2 separate regions of the Homo sapiens genome follow, and region 1 is linked to region 2. A link is a loop called in an ENCODE intact Hi-C map of the cell type or tissue named here. Cell type or tissue: PC-9. All regions are shown on one strand. Links, peaks and the distances in the headings refer to the core of each region. The heading gives the core; the rest is flanking DNA.

Region 1 (5,381 bases), core at 289-5,288, 84 kb before region 2:
CTGCCACCATGTCTGGCTAACTTTTGTATTTTTAGTAGAGACAGGGTTTCACCATATTGGCCAGGCTGGTCTCAAACTCCTGATTTGTGATCCACCAGCTTTGGCCTCCCAAAGTGCTGGGATTACAGGTGTGAGCCACCGTGCCCGGCCAAGGATGAGGTAATATTTCATCTCATTATAGTTTTGATTTTCATTTCCCTAATGTTTAGTGATACTGAGTATCTCTTCATATACCGGTTAGCCATTTGTATGCCTTCTTTGGCGATATGTGTAGTCAAGTCCATATTTAAATTGTTTTTTTTTTTTTTGGGCCAGGCATGATGGCTCACACCTGTAATCCCAGCACTTTGGGAGGCTGAGGCAGGCGGATCATGAGGTCAGGAGATTGAGTCCAGCCTGGCTAACACGGTGAAAACCCGTCTCTACTAAAAATACAAAAAATTAGACGGGCATGCTGGTGGGCGCCTGTAGTCCCAGCTACTCAGGAGGCTGAGGCAGGAGAATGGCGTGAACCCAGGAAGTAGAGCTTGCAGTGAGCCAAGATTGTGCCACTGCACTCCAGCCTGGGTGACAAAGAAAGACTCCATCTCAAAAATAATAATAATAATAATAATTTTTTGTTATTTGGCTTTTTTACTATTGAGTTGTAGGAGTTCCTTATATATTTTACACATTAATCCTTTATTAGCTATATAGTTTGAAAAAAGTTTCTCCTATTCCATAGCTTATCTCTACAATTCGTTGATTGTTTCCTTGGTTGAGTAGAAGTTCTAGTTTTATGTAGTCCCATTGTCTATATTTGCTTTTATAGCCCATGTTTTGGTTTCATATCCAAAAAAATTGTTGCCAAGACTAATGTTATGAAGCTTTTCTCCTATGTTTTCTTCTAGCAGTTTTATAGTTTCAGTTCTTTTTTTGAGACAGAGTCTCGCTCTGTCGCCCAGGCTGGAATGCAGTGGTGCTATCCCTGTTCACTGCAAGCTCCACCTCCCAGGTTCACACCATTCTCCTGCCTCAGCCTCCCGAGTAGCTGAGACCACAGGTGCCCACCACCACGCCCGGCTAATTTTTTGTGTTTTTAGTAGAGATGGGGTTTCACCATGTTAGCCAGGATGGTCTCGATCTCCTGACCTTGTGATCCGCCTGCCTCAGCTTCCCAAAGTGCTGGGATTACAGGCGTGAGCCACCATGCCTGGCTATAGTTTCAGTTCTTGCATTTTAATCTTCAAGCCATTTTGATATGATTTTTGTGTATGGTATAAGGTAACAGTTAAATTTTATTCTTTTGTATGTGGATATTCACTTTTCCTAACACTGTTTGTTGAAGAGATTATTTTACCCCATTGTATACTCTTGGTGATTTTATCAAAGATCATTTGATCATGCATCTGTTGTGTGTTTATTTCTGGGCACTCTGTTTTGAATTCAGGAAATGTGAGTCCTCCAGCTTTATTCTTTTTCTCACTGTTGTTTTGGCTATTCTGGGTCCTTTGTGGTTCTATATGAATTTTAGGATATTTTTTCTATCTGCAAAAGATGCCATTGGGACTTAATAGGGATTACACTGAATCTGTAGAATGCTTGGGATAGTATGAACATTTTAACAATGTTAAGTCTTCCAACCCATGAACAGTGATGTCCATCAGTTTATTTGTGTCTTCTTTAATTTCTCCCAGCAATGTTTTGTAGTTTTTGGTGTAAAAGTCTTTTGCCTCCTTGATTAAATTTATTCCTATTATATTTTGATGCTATTTTAAATGGAATTATTTCCTTAATTTCTTTTTTGAATAGTTCATTTTTAGTGTATAAAAATGCAACTGAATTAGCTGGGATTGGTGGCGCGTGCCTCTAATCCCAGCTACTCAGGAGGCTGAGGCATGAGAATCACTTGAATCTGGGAGGTGGAGGTTGCAGTGAGCTGAGATCACACCACTGCACTTCAGCCAGGGCAACAGAGTGAGACTCTGTCTGAAAAAACAACAGCAACAACAACAACAAACTGATTTTTGGGTGTTGGTTTTTTTTTTTTTTTTTTTTTTTGAGACGGAGTCTCGCTCTGTCCCAGGCTGGAGTGCAGTGGCATGATCTCGGTTCACTGCAACCTCCGCCTCCTGGGTTCAAGTGATTCTCCTGCCTCAGCCTCCAGAGTAGCTGAGATTACAGGCGCGTGCCACCACGCCCGGCTAATTTTTGTATTTTTAGTAGAGACGGGGTTTCACCATGTTGGCCTGGCTGGTCTCCAACTCCTGACCTTGTGATCCACCCGCCTCGGCCTCCCAAAGTGCTGGGATTACAGGCGTGAGCCACCTCGTCCAGCCTGGGTGTTGGTTTTGTATCAGCAATTTTGCTAAAGTTAGTTCTAACATTTATTAGTTCTAACACTTCTTTTAATGTGGAATCTTTAAGGTTTTCTACATATAAAATTGTGAACGGACATTAATTTTACTTCTTCCTTTCTGATGTGGATGCCTTTCATTTCTTTTCCTTATCTAATTGCCCCAGCTAAGACTTCCAGTACTATAATATTTTGAATGGAAGTGGTGAGTGTGTGAATCCTTGTCTTGTTTTTGATCGTGTGGAAAAAGCTTTCAAATTTTCACTATTTGGTATGATGTTAGTGTTACTGGAAAGGGATCCCAATCCAGATCCCAAGAGAGGGTTCCTGGATCTTGCACAAGAAATAATTTGGGATGAGTTCATAGAGTAAAGTGAAAGCAAGTTCATTAGGAAACTAAAGGAATAAAAGAATGGCTGCTCCATAGGCAGAGCAGCCCCAAGGGCTGCTGGTTGCCCATTTTTATGGTTATTTCTTGATTATATGCTTAATAAGGGGTAGATTTGTCATGAGTTTTCTGGGAAAAGGGTGGTCAATTCCTGGAACTGAGGGGTCCTCCCCCTTTTAGACCATATAGGGTAACTTCCTGATGTTGCCATGCATTTGTTGTCATGGAGATGGTGGGAGTGTCTTTTAGCATGCTAATGCATTATAATTAGCATATAATGAACAATGAGGATGACCAGAGGTCACTTTCATTGCCATCTTGGTTTCGGTGAGATTTGACCAGGCTTTTCTTTTTTTAACTGCAACCTGTTTTATCAGCAAGGTGTTTATGATCTGTATTTTGTGCCAACCTCTTATCTCATCCTGTGACTAAGAATGCCTAACCTCCTGGGAATGCAGCCCAGTAGGTCTCAGCCTTATTTTCACCCAGCCCCTATTCAAGATGAAGTTGCTGTGGTTCAAATGCCTCTGACATTTCACTGTGGGATTTTCATAAATGGCCATTAATATATTGTGGTAATTTCCTTTTATTTCTTTTTTTTGTGGACATATATTTTTATTTCTCTTTGGTAAATATCTGGAAGTGTTATCTCGGAGCTATATGAATTTATGCTTACTTTATAATAAATTTTCCACCTGATTTCAACAGTAGCTCTAATATTTTGTATTCCTATCAGCAATGAAGGTTCCAGTTGTTCCTAATACTTGTGAACACGTGTTATTGTCTGCCTTTTTTATTTTAGCCATAATAGCAGGTATGTAGAGCTGTATCATTATGGTTTTTATTTCTACTTCCCTAATGACTAATTAAGTTAAAGTTATATCATGTGCTTATTTGCCCTTTGAGTATCTTCTTCAGTGAAGTTTCTGTTCAAATATATTGCCCATTTATTAATTGATTGTCCCTCTTCTTGTTATTTAGTAGGAGGTGTTCTTTTTTTTTTTTTTTTTTAATTATACTTGAAGTTCTAGGATACATGTGCACAACGTGCAGGTTTGTTACATAGTATACATGTGCTATGTTGGTGTGCTGCACCCATTAACTCATCATTTACATTAGGTATATCTCCTAATGCTATCCCTCCCCACTCCCCCCACTCCCCGACAGGTCCTGGTGTGTGATGTTCCCCACCCTGCGTCCAAGTGTTCTCATTGTTGAATTCCCACCTATGAGTGAGAACATGCAGTATTTGGTTTTCTGTCCTTGCGATAGTTTGCTCAGAATGATGGTTTCCAGCTTCATCCATGTCACTACAAAGGACATGAACTCATCCTTTTTTATGGCTGCATAGTATTCCACGGTGTATATGTGCCACATTTTCTTAATCCAGTCTTTCATTGATGGATGTTTGGGTTGGTTCCAAGTCTTTGCTATTGTGAATAGTGCCGCAATAAACATACATGTGCATGTGTCTTTATAGCAGCATGATTTATAATCCTTCAGGTATATGCCCAGTAATGGGATAGCTGGGTCAAATGGTATTTCTAGTTCTAGATCCCTGAGGAATCGCCACACTGTCTTCCACAATGGTTGAACAGTCCCACCAATAGTGTAAAAGTGTTCCTATTTCTCCACATCCTCTCCAGCACCTGTTGTTTCCTGACTTTTTAATGACCGCCATTCTAACTGGCGTGAGATGGTATCTCATTGTGGTTTTGATTTGCATTTCTCTGATGGCCAGTGATGATGAGCATTTTTTCATGTGTCTTTTGGCTGCATAAATGTCTTCTTTTGAGAAGTGTCTGTTCATATCCTTTGCCCACTTTTTGATGGGGTTGTTTGATTTTTTCTTGTAAATTTAAGTTCTTTATAGATTCTGGATATTAGCCCTTTGTTAGATGGGTAGATTGTAAAAATTTTCTCCCATTCTGTAGGTTGCCTGTTCACTCTGATGGTAGTTTCTTTTGCTGTGCAGAATCTCTTTAGTTTAATTAGATCCCATTTGTCAATTTTGGCTTTTGTTGCCATTGCTTTTGGTGTTTTAGTCATGAAGTCCTTGCCCATGCCTATGGCCTGAATGGTATTGCTTAGGTTTTCTTCTAGGGTTTTTATGGTTATAGGTCTAACATTTAAATCTTTAATCCATCTTGAATTAATTTTTGTATAAGGTGAATTTCCTTTTATTTCTAATTTGTTCAGTGAATTTAATAATTTTATGTTCTTTTTGCTTATAAAATGAATATAAATTCAATTTATAAGTTACAAATTATTTTAAACTTATAAATAATTATTATAATTTATAATTTATATCATCAAAGTGTCAAAATTTTCCAAATTTTAAAAATTCAGAGCAGATTGTTTTGAAAATTCAGAAAAATACAAGGACCCAAAGGGAAAAATTACTCATGATCCTATTTCTTAACTTTTCCTTTAATTTATGTTCTTTGTGGTCTCTTTCTCAGGTAATTTGGCCCAGACAAGAGCTAGGATAACAGTGGCCTCAAGTTCTTTGCCTCCACATTTCAGTGCTGGGAAAGCCAAGGTGAGTAACAGATTTGCACCAAATATAGTATGGACTGGCAGGTACTCTTGACCCAGGGATAATCTTAGAGTGGGCAGCATTAGTTCCCTTCTAGCAGCCCTCTGCCTGGGCAGTCT
Region 2 (5,381 bases), core at 232-5,231:
TATGAGGGAAGTGTTTTTCTTGTCAGTCTTTGGGTAGTGGCAACAATAAGAGGATCCCGAATAACTTACCAAACAGTGGGCCAGGGTATCCCTGATCCAGGGACTGGGATTCTGTTGTCCCCCTTATGTTTGTCAACTCAGTGTTCTGTGAATCAACAAGGGCTGATAGGAAGGAGTTTTTGGGCAGAGGGTGGGGTGGGAGTAGGGAGGGGTTTGGGGTGGGCAGAGTAAGAAGAGAGCTGGATTGTGTCACTGGTGATGTTCTCATTGGAAGTAACAAACATTCAACCCATAGATTCAAGGATCCCTCGAGACAAAAGGTCCAAAGACAGAAGTTCCAGGGCTCGGTCAGCCATTCAGGAATGTCAGCAAAGACACAGGCCCCTTGCATCTCTTTGCTTTGCTGTTCTCAGCATGTCAGTCATGCCCCCACTTATGGCCACGAGGTGGCCAAAGCAACACTAAACATCACTTCTTTACATGCCAATGTCTGGAGCAGGAAGACAGAAGCGGATGGAAAGGGGCTTCTTCTCAGGAGTCTCTCTCCATTTGCTAGGAGGGAAATCTTTCCCAGAAGTCACCCAGGAGACTTTTCTTGCATATGATTGGCCAGAATTTGCAGTGGTGGTTCTGCAGGAGAGCTGCAAAGGAGGTTGAGAGATTAGGCAAAGAAGAAAGGAAGAGGGAAGCAACCAACAAGGTCTGCCTCAAGAGTCCTGGAGAGACAGTGATGGGAGCAGATAGGTACCAGGAAAAGATGAAGGGAAGGCAAAATCAGAGGGAAGAGTTCATAAGGACGATCCGTATATGTCAAGAAATATTGCTGCAAATAAGAACTGAAGGGAAGTGTTGAGATCATTCAGATTGATTGTTAGCATTTATTGCTATGCCAGTTTTTTTTCCCCCCACATTTTATCTCATGTAATTCTCACACCAGCCTTCTGGGTTGGTGTTACTCACTCTATGTTACAGATAAACTGAACCTGGGGAAAGCTAAGGCAAATAGCTCATAAACATTATCTCAGAGACCAGTGCTGGATTGGTTTCAGATCTACCTACACCTGCCCCCCATCAGCTAGTCGAGGAATCACTGGGTTATGCAGGGTCACACAGAATAAATGGTGGGTCTGGGCTTTGAATTCAGATCTTCTGTCTCCAACAATAATAACAACTGCTAGCATTTGGTTCATTAGCAATTTCCTGGGCACTGTGCTAAGTGGTTTTGTTTTTGTTTTTTGAGATGGAGTTTCACTCTGTTGCTCAGGCTGGAGTGCAATAGCATGATCTCAGCTGACTGCAACCTCCGCCCTCTGGGTTCAAGTGATTCTCCTGCCTCAGCCTCCCGAGTAGCTGGGATTACAGGTGCGTGCCATAACACCTGGCTAATTTTTGTGTTTTTAGTGGAGATGGGGTTTTACCATGTTGGTCAGGCTGATCTCGAACTCCTGACGTTCTAGCGATTCGTCCCCCTCAGGCTCCCAAAGTGCTGGGATTATAGGCATGAGCCACCGTGCCTGGCCTGTGCTGAGGGTTTTACACGCATTATCCTGTTCAACCTTATGGGAAAGGTATAGATTTTACAATCTCTGACATTGAGAGATCACAAGTAACTTGCCAATGTTACTTAATCAGTAAAGTGACAGAATCAGGATTTGAACATGGGCCTTCTGACCACAGCACTCATTTTTTAACTGGTACATTCTACTGCCTCTCAAGGCTCCAGGTCTCAGATAATTAGTCCAAGGCTTTTTCTCTCTACCCACGTTGTCTCTATACCTGTCATTGTTTAAATCTTAAATCACCACCCACTGAGAAATACACCCTACTTGTTATAACTGTCACCCTGTGATTGATGAAGAAAATTCCAGCACCCAGTTCTTGGGAGAAAGCCTAAAGCCTCATGGGAAAGGTGCTCCCATCTGTGCATGATGGGACAGAGTTAACTTGGCTGGAGAGAAGGAAACCTCAAGTTGAAAGTAAAAGTGAGTGGTTGGGTTGATGCTTCTCTGCTTCACTTCCTATGTGAGCCTGTAACTGTGTACAGTGAATGCCAAAATGGAAATAGTCTTTTATGTTGTGGGGCTTTGTTCCCATGATGGTAATCCCCCATTTTAATGCTGATAAATACAATGGTGAGGATTATGCCCCTTAATTTAATTTGGCCTGCATATGGCAAAGCTCTCACAAGGCTTTTATGTGACATTCTTTAGCACAGCTAGCCTGTTTTTGTGTAAAAGGAACTCATATGAAGAGGCAGGAGATTGATAATGCTGGTGCAAATGTTTTCACAAGACGGCTTGTAACACACCCCCAGTGAAGCTGCTTCGTTATGGGCCCTTCAATGAGGATTCAGATTCAGAGTGATGGGAACCTCCGTGACTCAGGCAGCTCAAGGAGAACTGGCACCTCACAAGGGGAAAACAAGTGCATATTTCTCCTGTGTGTCATCCTTGCAGCTCTGGGGCTTGGAGCCAATTGGGCTGACCTCAGAATTGATGAGCCAGAGAAACAGCCTCCCAGTCAGCAGGGCCGACTGTGGGCCAGATTTTCATGTGGGCTGTGAAGTACAGATTGTCACATATCTTGACGAACATTGTGTGTGAGGGGTCACGGCAGAAATACATGGCAGTTCTAAGACTGTTGAACAGAACAAATCCTCCAGCAAATTTCCTACCAGTGTGGTCAAGTTAGTGCACTAACACGTTAGAGGACCCCACATGAAACCAGAGGGAAAATGGCAGCATGATGTGGGAGTGGTGGTAGGAATAGTAGCCTTCTCTGATCAAGTGCTTAAGATGTGGTAAACACTGTATGTATTGTCTCATTTGGGTAGAAAAATGATGAGCTTTGGTGACAGACCTGGGTTTGAATCCTAGTTGAATTACTTACGAGCTATGAGACATTGGACAAGTTCCTTCCTCTCTCTGAACCTCAGTATCCTAGACTGCAAAAAGGGAATAATTGGGAGGACTGGAGATAATCAAAGCAAAGGAACTAGCACAGTTCTAGACATGTAATGAATACTCAATAAGAGATTATGGCAAGCTGTTGTGGGTCATGGTGATAGAAGTAGCAGCAATAATAGTAGTAATATTAGTATGGAAAAGTTTTCTGTAAAGTTAAACTCATATGAAGGATCAAGACTTTGACTTAGCTCTAGAATTGTAGACTAAAATAAGCATTGAGGTTTCCATCACCTTAGAAACTTTGAACAATGCTCACTCTCTGCTTTAACTTTAGAGACAAATTTTATTTTCTTGTATTCCTGGCTCCTATCTCAGGAATGAATCTGAGATTGACTTTGGGTTCAGGAGTCACCCTTACCAACATTGCCAGCATGACATTATCATACCCTCAAATAATAACATTCAGAGCTTAGTTGATTGCTAGAGCTTTCTTAGACTTTCTAGATTTTTAAAATATTAATTGGTCACGTGTATTTTCAAAACCTTTTTGAAGGCAGAAACCTTATCACCAGCTGAAAGAAGCTTCAAGGAGAAATCTGTTTTGAGTTATATTTTTCCTTGGGGACTTGCTTATGGCCGTACATAAATATTTATCTGAACTATTTCAACAAACCCTAAATCATCAGTGATCCTTATGCAAAGAGTCCTTTTAGAAGATTTCTGTATGTCAAGAATGCCAACAGTCTCTTTCTAAGAACAGATTCCAAGGACCAGAGGCCTCTTTTAAAATAGTTGGAACTCTTTGGTGGTTTTCAACATGTCTTTTGTTTTCATATTCTGTATATCTGTTCACGCTATTCCATCTGAATAGAATTCCCTTGCCAGTCCTGTCTTTACCTGCTGATGTTTTACTCATCCTTCAAGGTCTCATTCGTGTGACATACAGACAAGGGCAAGAGAAGAGCATCCCAGGCAGGAGAAACAAGAGTGGGCCATAGCCAGAGGCAGGATATGCAGAGCCATTCTTGGAAGGTGAGAGGTCCAGTGAGAAGAAGGCAGAGGGTAGGATGGGGGTGGTATGAGGCAGGAAGAACTATTACAGGGAATAAGGCACCAAGATATGGGAGGTCTTCAAAAGTACACAAAATGTTTTGTTGTTCTATAGGTCAAAAGATGTAAACCCATAGTGTTTGGGTAGAATATAGTCTACAGACATGTTTTGTTTGGCCTGAATGTTGTTAAATTTTTAAAATTAGATTCTAACACATAAAAATAGATTTCATGTCATTCGGACTTCTGATAGCTCTTAAAAAACCTGAGTATCTGGCAGCAAACTGCTGGAAGTGAGCAGGAGCTATCTTTCACAGATCCCTACTTAACCGCCTGCCTAATTCATGGCTTGGCCTGCCAGCATCCGAGTTTGATTCTCTCCCGCTGTCTGCAGAGCACCATCTAGGTAGAGGAAACGATTCAGCTACAGACCCTGGAGCCAAACTGCCTCTGTTCTGGCCCAGGTTTGTGTCCAACTACCTCAATGACCTTGGGCAAGTGTGTTTCTAATAATGGTACTTACCTCATGCCGCCATTGTGAGAATAAACCATAGGAAACGTTTAGATGACTACCTAGTACGTAGTTAAGTGGACAAAAATGTTAGCTCTTATTACTGTATCCCACATGAGATAATAAACTTTAGGGCTGAAACTGTCACTCATTTCTGTAGCACTCACAGAATCCAGAATTTAGAATCTTTGGCCATAACTGGCATAAAATGAAATAATTGATGAATGGACAAATGAATATGTGCTCCTTGAGTTTTTATTTCTGTGAGGTCCAAAGCTAAATTTAATTACTTTGTTCTCTAGAAATGCTTCCTATTTACCTTGAGTTTGATTTGAGCATCCTAGTTAGTTGATAAAGGAGCTAGCTTTCTCAAAAAGTCGAAAATCCTAATTAAACAAGTGAAGGGAGATTCTATTAACACCATGTCATTTTTCTGTGATGCATCTACCTTCCTAACTCAAAAATAAGCTCCAAGTTTGGGAAGATGTTTCTGTGTTTTCTTTAGGAAGCTCACTTATTGGCTGGTAGCTGCCTATGGTTAATATCTCAAATTGAGGGTCAGTTGCTAGGAACTAGGATGTGGTGGACTTCAGCAGATATGATGTTAGAATGCATGTTTGACTTGGGTTTTCTTATATCCCATGCCTGCCATGTGATCCACACTTCAAGGCAAAATTTTATTTTATTTTTTTTGAGATGGAGTTTCGCTCTATCGCCAGACCGGAGTGCAGTGGCGCAATCTCAGCTCACTGCAACCTCTGCCTCCCGGGTTTAACCGATTCTCCTGCCTCAGCCTCCTGACTAGCTGGGACTATAGCTGTGCACCACCATGACCAGCTAATTTTTGTATTTTTGATAGAGACGGAGTTTCACCATGTTGGCCAGGATGGTCTCAATCTCTTGACCTCAAGTGA

The links. Peaks named below come from ENCODE experiments on the same cell type or tissue, not always from the same donor. Only the 100,000 strongest peaks of a DNase experiment are listed, where the experiment ranks them.
Region 1: a loop joins it to region 2, with 9 times the contacts of the local background. A loop is called at or near these places in 1 of 110 quality-filtered maps.

The regions. Positions count from the first base shown.
Region 1 is chr2:170,438,782-170,444,162 of GRCh38, forward strand. It overlaps MYO3B (myosin IIIB), which reads left to right. Exons shown (of 35, transcript NM_138995.5): 23 at 5,186-5,265. Among named protein-coding and RNA genes, the nearest start is that of MYO3B-AS1, 91 kb to the left of the region's middle. In PC-9, for the core only: no CTCF peak of the experiment used is centred there; a DNase peak (open chromatin) is centred at 3,060; H3K27ac peaks cover 1,445 bases.
Region 2 is chr2:170,523,265-170,528,645 of GRCh38, forward strand. All of the region lies in intron 30 of MYO3B (myosin IIIB), which reads left to right. Among named protein-coding and RNA genes, the nearest start is that of MYO3B-AS1, 180 kb to the left of the region's middle. In PC-9, for the core only: no CTCF peak of the experiment used is centred there; a DNase peak (open chromatin) is centred at 2,457.